Linked DNA regions of Homo sapiens: regions 1 and 2 are each linked to region 3. Evidence: chromatin contacts called from ENCODE Hi-C or POLR2A ChIA-PET data. All regions are on one chromosome and are shown on one strand. The core of a region is the stretch at or near the end of the contact, and the rest is flanking DNA. Distances in the headings are between cores, read along the strand shown.

The links. Hi-C counts contacts between places; a loop is a spot of excess contacts on that map. ChIA-PET counts read pairs that join two places held with the same protein, here RNA polymerase II (POLR2A). Pooled maps may share reads with other maps.
Region 1: a loop to region 3 is called in a pooled map, with 2.4 times the contacts of the local background. The contact joins the enhancer-like site here to the promoter of LIMD1 in region 3. A Hi-C loop is called at or near these places in 1 of 50 pooled maps. POLR2A ChIA-PET finds 5 or more read pairs at or near these places in 2 of 52 experiments (activated CD4-positive, alpha-beta T cell and naive thymus-derived CD8-positive, alpha-beta T cell).
Region 2: a loop to region 3 is called in a pooled map, with 2.2 times the contacts of the local background. The contact joins the enhancer-like site here to the promoter of LIMD1 in region 3. A Hi-C loop is called at or near these places in 1 of 50 pooled maps. POLR2A ChIA-PET finds 5 or more read pairs at or near these places in 3 of 52 experiments (CD8-positive, alpha-beta memory T cell, Panc1 and activated T-cell).

What each region holds. Positions count from the first base shown.
Region 1 is chr3:46,295,398-46,299,984 of GRCh38, reverse strand. No RefSeq gene overlaps it. Among named protein-coding and RNA genes, the nearest start is that of CCR3, 55 kb to the right of the region's middle. Within about 2 kb of position 1,745, at least 5 of the 41 ENCODE cell types and tissues checked have a DNase peak (open chromatin) inside an H3K27ac peak, as active enhancers do.
Region 2 is chr3:44,993,230-44,997,622 of GRCh38, reverse strand. It overlaps EXOSC7 (exosome component 7), which reads right to left. Exons shown (of 8, transcript NM_015004.4): 4 at 371-536. Among named protein-coding and RNA genes, the nearest start is that of EXOSC7, 19 kb to the right of the region's middle. Within about 2 kb of position 1,987, at least 10 of the 41 ENCODE cell types and tissues checked have a DNase peak (open chromatin) inside an H3K27ac peak, as active enhancers do.
Region 3 is chr3:45,591,256-45,596,152 of GRCh38, reverse strand. It overlaps LIMD1 (LIM domain containing 1), which reads right to left and starts at 1,402. Exons shown (of 8, transcript NM_014240.3): 1 at 1-1,402. The coding sequence starts at 1,273. RefSeq lists an enhancer at 1,526-1,695 and silencers at 1,786-1,915, 1,926-2,395.

The DNA.
Region 1 (4,587 bases), core at 496-2,995, 700 kb before region 3:
AACGATGGAATTTAAGGCTTGACCATGGATGTCGGGGATTGATAATTCGGTTTGGGATTCCACAAAATGACACTGTAGATGCTAACTCCACTGGCCAGGGCTGCATTGCTTTTAATTTTCTATGCAGGTCTTGTATGACTGCCTTTGAATCTACTTTCTCAGTTACTTTTCTCTTTGACTTAGACAAGTTCCATTTTTAAATCATGACTGCTTGAAGTTAGGGGGCCTGAGATTCAGTCCCTTCTCTGCCAGTAAATGAGACACTGGTTCTGAAATGCTATCCCTCAGGACCTTGGTTTCCCCAAAAGTAAAGAGGGAAGATCAGGCTCTATTCCAGCTCTAACAGCCTGCATAATTTGGGAAGTTGTCTTTTACTATGTGCACTGTGCACTAAGGAAAGAAAAGAAGGGGGAGCCATCACCCTGGATGTGTTTTCCTCTGATGTCTCGTTTGCCTGTTTCATTATGATTCTAAGAAAATGGAGTGAAAGACGGACGAGGCTACAGAAATGATGTGTCTCTCTCATTTAAAAGTTTTTTTTTTTTTTTTACCTCTTTCTGTGCCCTCCCTGACAGTGGTTCTCTAACTTGTCCTTGTTAAAGCAAGGATTGACAAGGCCACCAAGAGAGTTTCTGGTTTAGTAGCTCTGGGGTAGGTTGGGGCCAAGACTGCACTTCTGACATCATGTGGCTGAGACTGCTGGTCTGGGGATCACACTTTGAGAACCACTGTTCTATGGAACTAGTCTCAAAGCCACAGTCTCCTAAATTCCACAGTCTCAACTTGATCTCTTTCTCCAGCACCTGACTGGCTGGTGTTCCTAGCATAGGAGACCCCATTGAATCGGCACCTCACTTTCATCCATTTGGTTTGGGCAAGAGCACCTATACTCAGACTAAGTGTCTCAGCCTCTAAACCACATTAAGCGGCCCAGGTAGAGGCACCGAACTCCATCTGGGCCAATGAGCGGCTTCCAGGGTGACCTGGAGTGGAGACAAACAGATTTCAGCCTCTCAGATTTCACCCTTTACGATAGAAACCCTCAGCTGGTGGAAGTAAGACATAAAGAAAGCTTATTCGCAGCCACAGGAAGAGAGAGGCAGAGGTTAAAAGATAAGTTGAGATGAGAGAAGCAGAAGGAGATCCTTGTTGCCCCAGTCTCCCATCTCTGTCAGCCGCCCTTTTTTGAGGCCCTGCTGCACCTGTCTTTGAATTCCATGAAGAGCTCCTGTACCCTTAAAATAAATTCCTCTGTTGGCTTAACCCAGAGGTTTTCAGGTTTTCATGTGCCTCAGCTCCCTTCATTAATATACACTGCTGGATGCCGCACCCAGAATTTCTGATTCAGCAGGTCTGGGTTGGGGTTGGGGCCTGAGATTCTGCATTCCTAGCAGGCTCGCAGGTAATGGGATGCTGCTGATCAGGGATCTGACTTTGAGAACCAGTGGCTGCAGAAGTAGCCTTAATATTTCTGCTTGTATAATAAAAACTAGGGTGTCAACGGAGCCTCCTGCTCCTCGAAGAGTTCATGTAGTAGTTTAATATTTCCACTATTCAGTCCCCACAATGACCCCTGGGGCAGAGGGGGGTGTTGCAATTCCTGATTTACAGATAAGAAAACCATGGCTGTTGGAGGTTAAGTTACCTGCTGACATCCCTCTCTTAGAGAGGGCAGAGCTGCGAGTTGAGCACAGCACTGTCTGACTTGGAAGCTCATGTTCTTAACTTGTGCTCTGTTTCACTTCCCATTGTGGCCAAACTGGATCTGTGTTGCCATCTGGACATGGCCCATGCTGAGCCCTCTGCGCTTTTGCTTAGGCCGGTCCTGCCTGGAGTGCTGTCTGCCATGGGCTCTACCCAGCCATCCTTCAGAGGCCTGTCAAAGTCTCCCTCCCATGTGCAGCATCTCCAGATTTCCTAATCTCTCTCCACTTCCTATCAAAACATTTATAACGTCTTCCTCCTTTGAGTAGCCATCACACTTTGTATTTATCTTACTATCTGTTGTCTTGTCTCGGAGTCACGTGTTTTCCCAGTTCCATGCACTGGGCTGTGAGATTCTAGAAGGTGGGAACTGATCTTACTCATGTTTGGATCACCCATTCCCTCCACTCCCAGCACCTGGCTCAGTGCCTCAAACACACCCAGCACTCAGCAGATGCCAGTGAGGTTTAACTAGAAAAAAAGAGTGGTTTGTTCTTTGGTGCAGGCTGTGGCTTAGGGAGATCACCCTGCTGGATGCTTATCAGGAGCGCTCTAGGGCCGTGGGAGGAAGGGAAGGGGAGGAGAGGATGTGGGAAAAGAGAGGGGGAGGCCACGCAGTCTCAAAACCTCAGCCTACCCCACATGGCACTCTGGGGCTAGGATGGGCCTGCAAAATTATGCAGGGATGAGGCAATGGATGAGGGCCGCCCTTGCCCCTGGACAGGGGCATGACTTTGGGCAAGGTGACTCTTTTCAGCCAACATGATTCCCAAAGAAGGCTGAGAGCTTGGGGTATGTTAGCAGAACTCCAAGCACTGGGAAGATGAGCCCTTCAGTGCCAGAGGGGAGTCTAGGGATGCCACATAATGACCACTGCATCCCTTTAAATGACCATCTTCATCTATTTGACCCTGGTGCTCCCCTTCTGCTGCCTGTTTTCTGCACCTTATACTCAACCCAGGGATTTAGGGTGGCCTCTCTGGTGTGGCAGATTACCCAAAACCCATCTCTCCTCCTTTCTCTGGCCATGATTGTACTCAAGACAGCCTCCTTTGCAGCTAGGGGTGGCCAGGTGCACAGTCCTGGCCAATGAGACCTAAGTAGAAGTCTGCTGAGGATTCCTGGGAAATTTTCCCTTCCTGATATTGTTGTTGTCCCTTCCTCCTCCTAGTTTTTTTCTTCCTGCTTGGAATGCCATCTGGAGCCCATGTGGCAGCCACAGCATGAAAGCCTCATTTCAAAGAGATGGATGCAGCTGCTGGGGTTTGTGTGTGAGTTAGCAAGGCCATATTCAGTTGAGTTCCTGTGGCTGGGGTTCTACTGTATGTGGGGATGGCGGGTGGAAATGGGGGCTGTGACAGATGCAATATACTGGAATGCCACCCACCCCTGTTGCTATGGCTATTGGGGCATTGTTCCTATATACCTGGTTATTTAGAAGCTGGAGCTGTCAGTCATAGATTATAGGTCTTGGATTTGGGGAGTTGATGAAGAGTTTTGGAGAGTAAGGAAGGGGCACTATAGGGTGGGTGTGGAGAAGGCAAGCCAGCAAGAAACAAGCATAAGAAGAGGAAATGATTAGGTCAAATCACTGCTGTCCAATAATGGTCACTTCCTACCAATTCCCAGTGTTGTGCGCACAGCCAAGTCTTTCATGGGCCTTACTCAAGACTAGGGAGGGGGCATGGGAGAGCTTAGGCTCTGAATCTTGTATTCCTCACTGATAAGCTGTGTGAGCTTGGGCAAGGCAGTTAGCCTCTCAGTTTTCATTTGAAAAAAGATGCAATGTGACATACAAATAAGAGATATGCCATGAAAAACACTGAAAATAAATAGATGAGAAATGGAAGAAAACAAGTGGACACCAGATCCAGGCCACCAGGGGTGTGCTCCAAGGTTCAGAATTGCTGTATGCCCTACAACAACGTGGCTGTCAGCTGTCCAGCAACCAGAGCAAAGAGCAGAACACATCTATGTTCTGATTCTTTTTTATGTTGTTTGTTTGTTTGTTTTGAGGTGGAGTCTCGCTTTGTTACCAGGCTAGAGTGCAGTGGTGTGATCTCAGATCACTGCAACCTTTGCCTGCCAGGTTCAAGTGATTCTCCTGCCTCAGCCTCCCAAGTAGCTGGGACTATAGGCATGCGCCACAACTCCCAGCTAATTTTTGTATTTTTAGTAGAGGCCGGGTTTCCCCATGTTGGCTAGGATGGTCTTCATCTCTTGACCTCGTGATCTGTCTGCCTTGTCCTCCCAAAGTGCAGGCGTGAGCTCCGTGCCCGGCCATATGTTCTGATTTTTTAGACTCAGAAGATCAGGCAAGGTAGTTCCCCAGTAGATTCACAGTCATTCTTGGTACAGGATTCAAGGAGAAAAATGTCTCAGAGAAAATGGGTTTTCTTTGAGAAGACACAGAAGCGATGAAGCCTGTCCTGAAGTCTTTTACATCTTGAAAAAAGTGCTTAAATAAGCTTAGAGTCCCACACTGGTGTATCAAAGGCTCTGCAAGTCTCACATCTTCCAGAGCTTCTGGAGCACAGAAGACCATCTTTGACTTCTTCTTCCTCTTGTCCTGTTTTTCTGTAGCAGTCATTAATTAGTGTGTCCTGGAGAACAGGATGGCAACTACCAGTGCAATGTAATGAACGTCCTTTTGAAGATCCATGGAGTAAAGACAGCTTCGAAGGGCAATTTTATTTTATTTTTTATTTATTTTTTGAGACGGAGTCTCTGTTGCCCAGGCTGGAGTGCAGGGGTGCCATTTTGGCTCACTGCAACCTCCGCCTCCTGGGTTCAAGTGATTCTCCTGCCTCAGCCTCCCGAGTAGCTGGGATTACAGGCACCTGCCACCACACCTGGCTAGTTTTTGTATTTCTAGTGGAGATG
Region 2 (4,393 bases), core at 738-3,237, 600 kb after region 3:
TAAAGAGCTAATCATCCTTCCACACAGAATGTACCAACCTGCTTAAATTCTGCCCATGAACTCTGTCTGGCACCATCCAGAGACCATCTCTTGTTTTACTCTTCCTGGACAATTTTTATGGGCAATTTTAGGTGCTATCATGATATGACTATAATTTTATCATAGAATGGCATTATATATATGCTGCTTACATCTATGTTGTATTTAATTTTTAAAAAAATTATTATAGGAGACCATCTTTTCCCAACTAATCCCACCCTATAAGTTGAAAGCATCCACCTGAAGAGGAAAAAAGCACTGGAAGGAAAATAGGCCAACTAGTCTTTCCAACAAAGGTAGAATGTGGCCAGTACAGCACGATGATACTCACCAGCACATCCACATAGAGAACCCAGCAGTGCTCCCGAGGACTAATGCAGAGGGTCTTTAAGTCGACACTGCTTTTATTGTTAAATATCCGATAGAGGGTGTTAGCGATCTCGGTGCCAAGGTCATCACCTCCTCTACCTTCAAATTCAGGGGTAGCACTGGCTGAACTATACAAAACAGAAACAAAAAAACTGGGTGAGTCTTTCCAAGTGCAAAAAGCAAAGAGGCAAAGCTTTATTCCAGTTTCCCTGTAGAATGCTGGAAGAGCCAGCTGCTCGACAGAAAGTCACTGAGATGAGGAAAGGATGGCATCTGCCACTTTTCCTGACTCCAGACACATGTAATGAACCAGACCAGCACTGTGACCTGGATTTGTCAGTGTGTGTGATGGGATTTCCCAATAGCATCTAACAGAAGCCATCTTTAGTCAAAGAGAAACAGGAGAGTGATGGTAATGTGAACCTCGGCCGATAATAATTAACTCTCTTATCTTCAGAGTATAATAAATACTCTTCTCTGGCAGGCCTAGGAAACTGAGAGGCCTAGGGAATGAAGCAGTCTGGGTTACAGAGGGGTTTTGTCATATACACCACCTCTAGTTTCACAGCTTTAGAACACACTACGATACTCTCAATATAAAAACCACAATGTAAGTACAATAACCTTTCTGGAATAACTTAAAAGACATGTATGATAGTATGTCAGAGCTTTGTCAGAAACTTTAGATATCACTGTACTGAAGAGAAGGAAAATGAAAGAAAGCAAGGGAAAGATTGTTGGCTTGTAAGTAGTAGGTTACCTCCTTCATTTGATATTTTTCAAGAGAAAAACTTTTTTTTTCCCTTTTTGGCTTCTTGATATTTATGCCCAATAACCTCAACAAAACTAACAGGATTCAACATTAGCCACCCTAAAAACACTGAAGTGTTTAACAGGACATTTCTGAGAGTTTTTGGCTTAATACAAACAAACCCTTAATATGTATATGAGGTAAGTAACATTCTAGTAATTATTTTACTGTAACAGTAAAGGACTAGAAAGGTAAGAAGCCAGTGGTTTCAGCATGGACTCTATAAAATCACATATTAAAGCCTTCTGACCCCTTGCCCATCTGGAAGGCACCCAGCCCTGCACCAGCTACCAGAGACCTAGAGACTAAGTGAGGTGGATGCAGACCCAAAGCCAGCAGTTCCAGTGAGGTAGGGGAGTTTCACCATAGGGAGCAAACAGTGAGGTAGAAGCGGGAGTAGGGGCACAGGAGTGTCAATTAGCATTCAGGTTTAAAGGCGACCTCAAACCTGGGATGAGCAGAGCTGGTCAGGCCAGAGAGGCAGGAAGATTCCAGGCAAAGCAAAACCTGTGTGAACGCCCATGGCAGTGCCCACCCTATTTGTGTAACACTAAAAGAAATCTCACTTAGTAATATAGGTGGAAGAATGAATCCCAAATTAATCAGACTATGTTGTTACATAAAATTTTGCCTCTCTAATTATGTACTCCTCCTTTACCACTGTGAGCCAGCAGAATCCCCTTTAAAGTCCCCAAGAGAGACTTCATTACTGCCATAGCAACCTCGCTGTTCCCTGCCTTTGCTGGACTCAGGCACTGAGCCAAGAAAAGCAGCTCATTTATGGTGAAATAATCAAGTCAACAGGGACCAGGTTTTTACTTTGCACAGCCAGCAAAACACAACCTGTTTCTAATTTAAACACTAAGCAATCAATATTAAGTCCCAGGTCTTAAGTGCTTAAAAATACATCTACAGAGATTTCTGTGTACACAAATCCAGCCAGAGATGCTTACACTCAAAATGTTTACCTTTCCCTGAATGTAGTGGGCACATCCTCCTGGGTGTGACTAATTTCTTTGGGATTAATGCACTAACTCTTCTACAGCCTTGGGAGATGATTTATAGAGCTTCCCAGGTCCAACTGTCTAAATTAATCTACCTATAAAACCATGCATGCCCCTGGCCAGGCGTGGTGGCTCACGCCTGCAATCCCAGCACTTTCGGAGGCCAAGGCGGGTGGATCACCTGAGGTCGGGGGTTCGAGACCAGCCTGACCAACATGTAGAAACCCCGTCTCTACTAATAATACAAAAATTATCTGGGCGTGGTGGCACATGCCTGTAATCCCAGCTACTTAGGAGGCTGAGGCACAAGAATCACTTGAACCTGAGGCAGAGGTTGCAGTGAGCTGAGATCGCACCACTGCACTCCAGCCTGGTCAACAAGAGTGAAACTCCGTCTCAAAATAACAACAACAACAACAAACCCATGCCCCACTGGTTTTTTTTTGACACTGGGTTAAAGTGGAAATTTTTACCTATTTTTAAATGGCTTAAAACACACACACACACACACACACACACACACACACACACACACACACACACCCATTCTTCCACCATAGCCAGCAGTCAGACAGAGAGGAAGGTTTAGAGACTCATGAGCCCAAGGAACTCTCCTGTAACTGGATGGTGCCATAGCTGTGCAGTGACTCTGGGGAGGAGGCTAGGAAAACGGAAAGCAATTGTTCAGGGTGGGGGATGGGGTACAATGCTTTAAGCAACATAAGAAAGCCACAGACCCCATATTCTGCTGATGTGTGAAGACAAAGGCTGGAATAGAGAAATGAGGATTCCACTTCACTACTGGGCACTCACAGCCCAAGGACTCTTTCTGACAAATTTAGACAGAAATGTAGACCTGGAAAAGGCCTTAGAGACCATCTCCAGAGGATAAAAACCCAAATGGCTATAGGGGTCAGCAAGGTTACTACATGTATCTGAACAAAGGGCCACATATAACTAATAGAGAATGATGGAAGCTGTGGCAAACTTTCTAGCCCTGATTTAAGGTCCACCTTAAAAAAAAAAAAAATCCCTACATGAAACAAAAATCTCCCAGGTGGGATCTGACCTGTGGGATGACACTGTGAAACCCCAGATGGTCTAACTCTCTCATTTTACAAGAAGGGAGACCTTATCTTTTTTTTTTTTTTTTTAATGTTTAGCATGAGCTAGACACCACTCTTAGTACTTTAGGTGTATTAACTCATTTAATGTTCACAACAACCCTAGGAGGTATGGATTCCATTCTAGAAACAAGAAAACTGAGTCACAGAGAGGTTATGTAATTTGTCCAAGGCCACATGATGACTGTGCCTGGTAAGCTAAAATTCTAACCCAGGCAGCCTGGCCCTTATCTTCTATGCTTCCCTGTACTCTCCTTGAATCTGTAATTTGGCAAGCTTGGTTTATAGTCTAACATTAGTCAGGTTCACTTTCCTTGGTTTTACCTTTTGCCTCAGGGAAATGAATGTATGCTTTGGTCTTGGAACTTATCACTAGACAACAAATGTTGGAGTCAAGGAATGTTGACCAAGGAAGCCCTAAATAAAAAGCTGCTCTGCTCTGTTAGAGAGAGAAAGAAAACACAGGCTGGTAATTGTAGCTGCCTGCTCATATGCATCACAATCTACTCCTTCAGTGGGGGGTGTACACACTTGGTCTTTTGGGCATAAAACCAAATGCTTTCTGCATTTACCAAAACCAATTCTGACCCTTCATAAAGCATGACCAGTCCCTCTTCCAGAGTTGTGGGAAATTGTTTACTGAGCTGGATAAACTAATTAAGATCCTGGGAATGCTACCCCTCCCAGCTCTCCACCCCTTCTGACTCATCACCTCTACCCTCCTGCTTGGAACATCTCTGGTTTAACTGGGGTAGGCTGAGATCAAGGCCATGCCTACCTGGAAAGGGACTCTAGACACTGGGCCCACTGTTGCTTGCCTGGCAATCAATCTAGCCTACAAATCTATGAAGTCTTACGTCCAGGTCAGGCCAGGCCCACAGCAGAAAAAGTGATCTAGTGGGTACCTAGGCAGGGCTGACCTGGGCCTTACCCCTCCAGTAGTCATCTAGCCCCAACACAGGCCCTAAGGCTGATTCCTCTGAGTGTACATGTGCTCATGTCTGAGCCTGTAGAAGCCTCCCTGTAAATGGGTACCAGACCAATAG
Region 3 (4,897 bases), core at 153-2,652:
GGGAGCTGGGGCTGTCCAGGAGCACAGATCCCAGGCTACCATCAGAAGACCAGCCCAGGGGACCCTCTTTACAAGATAACTCAGGCAGGGTGGACATCACTGGATGGACAAGACTGGTGGGGCTGAGCTTGGGACCAGTGCCAAGGTCTGTGCAGCCAGGCTTCGGCCCCAGCCCAGGGACCGCACCCTGCTGTGAACCGTCCAGACCAGCTGGCGAGGATGACGGGGCAGAACTGGAAAGGTAAGATTTGGGCCCATCCTGGAACCAGGGTTGGGGGTCCACATTGGGTTTGGACATCACACCTGAAACCTCACCCCCCAGCCCCGAGTTTGATCTTGGAAGACCTCCTTGCCTGGGGCAGCTCAGGGCCAAGGGTGCTGACACAGAAGGGGTCCTGGGCTGAACAGGCCCCACAGCTGGTGCTCCGTTCTCCAAGTTTGGGGAAGGCAGGCCAGGGCTCACCCGCTGGGAGGAGGCAGTGGACCAAAGGCCTGTTGGCTTCTCGCTGCTGCGGCCACCAATGCCACTATTCTGACCACCGAGGCTACCCTCAGAAGACCTGCTGGAGCTCAGGGAGAGCTGTCGGTGATTTAGGGGATGGTCCCCGCAGGGTTTGGGCAGTGGTGGGTCACTCCCCGGGGAGCTAGGCCACCCACTCCCTACACTCAGGCCGATGCTGGGGGACACTCCTGGTTTGTCACCCCACTTTGGGCTTGCCAAGGAGAGGTTGTCATAATAGTCTCCATGAGTGAGGCAGGAAGGATCCTCACAGGGGCCTGGCTGGTGGAAAGCAGACATCTCAGAAGTCGCCAGGCTCTCCCTGGAACCACAGTCCTGGCTGCCATGCCTCGTGCCATGCAGGTATGGCCTGGATCTCTGCTCCTGCGGTGGGTACGGGGGCTGCCCAGCAGCGAGGGTGGTGACTGCCCCAGGTGCCCCTGTCGAGGCAGCAAGAGGAGGCTTGGCAGCACCATCCACAGTCAGCTTGCTGCCCACAACTTCCCAACGGGCCTGTGGGCCCAGGCGGCCCCCTCCATTGACAGGGCCTCTACTCCCCCTGGGCAGAGTCTCCTCCTGCAGGAGCTGCTGCTGCTGCTGCTGGAGGTGGATTTTGGCCATCTTGGTGGCGAACACCCTGCGAGTTTCCTCAAACTCGGGGTTGTTGCCTGCACCCTTGTCCACTCGGAAGAGCCCATCCTTAGAGGCCTCATACATGTTCAGGTCCTCGATGAATTTACTGGCCTCCAGGCCCAGGTCGTCATACTTATCCATGCTGCAGACAGGTGTCCGGGCCTAGCCCAGGTGCCGTGTGTGTGTGTGTGTGTGTGTGTGTGTGTGTGTGTGTGTGTGTGTGTGTGTGTGTGTGTGTGTGTTGAGGGCAGCGGGGAGATGCTGGCGAAGGGTCGGGGCTCAAGTCCGGCCCAGTACAAGTAAAGACTTCCACCTGCCTAGCGTGAAGGGCATGACCCCAGGATTTAAGAGTCCAGCCGAAGTTGAGACCTCAACGCCAGCTGGACCAAGTTTGCTTCCAACTCCCTTTCCCCTGGAGACGTCCTTGTTGGGGTAGCTGGTGGCACTTCGCCGTCCCGGGCCTGCTCAGCGGAGTTCTTTTCTCCTCTTCAAATTATAAAAGGAAAAAGAAAACAGCAAAAAAGTAAAATCACATCCTCCTTAGGCAACCAAACACGGAAACTCACAGCAAGGCAGCAGCCGACTGGGCCGGGTGAAGCTGAATCGGCCGGGAGGGCGCCGAGGCCGCGAGTCGGGCCGGAGCAAACGCGCGGCGGCTGAGGCGCAGGTACGTTCCAGGCGCTGGGTCCTCCGCTGCTTCCCCGGAGCTGCGATCCCGGCCGGCGCCTGGCAGGAACGCCGTCCGGGACGCACGGGCGGCCGAGCAGCGGCAGGAAGTTCACGGCAGCTGGGGCTGGCGGCCCATTGTCCGATGGCGGCGGCGGATCGGCGCGCGCGGGCCGGAGGGCGGCGGGACGCGGAAGTGAGTGCGCCAGGCGCAGTCCCTGCTGCTCGCTCGCCGGCTCTGCACGTCCCGAGCCCGCGCCGGGGCGGAGGGGGCGGCCGAGGGGCGGGGACGGCGCGCGGGCGGGCGCCCAGGGGCAGGCCTGCACCCGGCAGCGTGGCTGGGCCTCCTGCCCCCAGGCCTGGCTGGAGAACACCGAGGGGTGCCCCACAAGTCCGTCCCACGCTCTAGCACTGGGACTGCACGGGACTTCGCCGCCGCCACTGCCGCCCCCTGCGAGTCCTGGACCGAATTGGGTGCTCCGACCTCCCTTCCAGCCTCGGGTCCTCAGCCCGGCCCCGCCCCTGGCAGCGCTGGGCGGGGTCCTCCGCTCGGAGACGGGCGGCCTGGGTAGCCTGCATGGGCCCAACACAGGCGCTGGGAGTTTGCGAGGACTTTCGAGGACGCCGCTCCTCGCTCCACTGCCTCAGTTTCCCCGGTGGAAAGCCAGCCCTTTGTGCCTCTCGAGGCCGGCACCGTCCAGGCTGTGCCCGCCGCCCGGCTTGCCCGAGGTGCACTATTGGAGAGGCGCACGGGCGTGTCACCCATGGCTGGCCCACCGTCCTCTTTGACAGGTCGGGAGACTGAGGCAGAGAGGGGGAAATGCCCAACATGCCAACGTAACCAGCAAAGCGTAGATGGGAGCCCGGGCCCTCTGAAAGAGCGAAAAAGAAGAAAGTCTCGTTGTGCCTGCGCGCATTTCACGTCCTCAGTGCAGCAGTAAAAGCACGTGCCCTAGTAGGCTCGTTATTCGTAGAGGGACCCATCTGCAAGTGGATCCGCGCGGCTGCAGGGACACCAGGCCTGACTCCTTGGCGCCCCCGCATGGCCCGGGACTCCCTATACCAGTTCCCAGGCGATCCTGGAGAGGTTTCATTTCCCACACTACAGCCATCGTGATCCTAAGGCAAATACTAGAACAGACACTTCTCTACCTAAATCCTCAGTGCTTACCCCAGAATTAAATTGAAATCGGCCCCTTGCCGCAGCCTTCTGGGCCAGATCTAGGGATCTTCCCTCCCTCCCTGCACTCTAGCTGCAGGAGCTTCCTGGTGTCTGCCCAGAGCTTGCCCCTAAACTGAGTGGCTCATCTTTCCCATCCCTGCTGAAGTCACCTCCTCTTAGAGGCCTCCTCAGAGTGGTTCCTGTTGTTCTTTTTCAGCACCCTCTTTACTTCCTGCTCAGTTCTGATAACTATTTATAATTATTTATTTGTTGGTTAACATGCGTTTTTTTTTGTTTGGTTGGGTGGTAGGTTTCCCACTCCATTTGACCATATCTGTATGCCAAGTGCCTGGTATATATTAATAGTAGTACCTAATGGTCGAATAAGTGAATTAGTGAACCCCTATCTGCCAGAGTTGTGACAGAGAACAAATAAGATAATATATATGAATGTGCTTTATATTCTGTAAACCAGGGGTCCCCAACCCCTGGGCTACTGACCAGTACTGGTCTGTGGCCTGTTAGGAACTGAGTGGCACAGCAGGAGGTGAGAGGAGGCAAGCCAGCGAAACTTCATCTGTATTTACAGCCACTCCCCATTACTGGCATTACCGCCTGAGCTTCACATCCTGTCAGATCAGCAGTGGCATTAGATTCTCAGAGGGGTGCACAAACCTTATTATGAACTACCCTCATGAGGAATGTAGGTTGCACGCTCCTTATGAGAATCTAATGCCCGATGATCTGAGGTGGAACAGTTTCATCCCGTCTGTGAAAAAATTGGCTTCTGTGAAACTGGTGCCAAAAAGATTGAGGACCGCTGCCGTAAACCCAAAGTATGGTTAATGGACTCCATATCACCAGGGAGCTTGTTGAAAATGCAGAATCTTAGGCCCCATTGCCAACCTACTGAATCAGAATCTGCATTTTAACAAGATTTCTGGGCGGTTTATTTGCACAATAAAGTTACAGAAGCACTGCTATAAAGCACTATACTAAAATGAAGTATTTTTATTAAAAAATTTTTTTTGGTTTTTTATCTACAAGTAATACATGTTTCTATAACAACTTTGAACAATACAGACATATATAAAGTTTTAAAAGTTGCCTACCATCCCCTTTCTCAGAGGTAATCATAATTAAACACTCCTTAGGTGTTGGGTAATACTTATTAATTAAAAACTGGATTTTGGAGTGGAAGACTGGCTCACTTTGCCTGACCTCCAAATATGGCAGTTGTAGCTGACAAAGTGCTAGGAATATATGGCCATCCCTCTGCAAAGTCCAGTAAGCTCAGAGCCAGCTTCCTGGGTTTTCAGTTTGGACAGCTGGGACCCTGGTGCAGGAGCCACAGACACCAACCAGTGCTCTTACATTTGTCTTCTCTTTTCATCCTATCTTGGTGATGGCAGCAGTGGTCCATCTGGAGCAGCCACTGCCATGATGCTAGCTGCAATGGCGAGGTGAGGCCGTGACTGCATGCTCCATAGAGCTGGTAGGAGCTAGGAACAGGCAGGAGCCCCACTCCCTTCTGAGTTGGTGGGGCGGGAGCCCTGCCTTCCCAGGCACAGCTGCATCCACCCAGCTGTGGCTGCAGACCTGGGCATCCCTGTGCTCCCGGGGACCTAGAAAGCCCCCCTACTCCCACAGGCTCAGAAGTGCCTGCTCCTGTTGCCTGGCCTCTCCTGGTGCCCATTCTGATTTTGGAGCAAAGTTGAAGCTGAGCCCAGATACTGTCACGACCCAGCTGGGGGTGCACGCACTCAGGGCAGCACTGACACACCAGTCCCCTGCCGCCTCGGCCCCCTCCAGACTTTGGGTGCCGATGAGCATGGGAGGGAGGCCAGGGTGAGGCTGAGGGCAGTTCGGCATGTACCTGCAGGCACCCCTCAGCATGAACAGCCTGGGTGCCATGGGTGCCATGGCCAGCAGGTTGA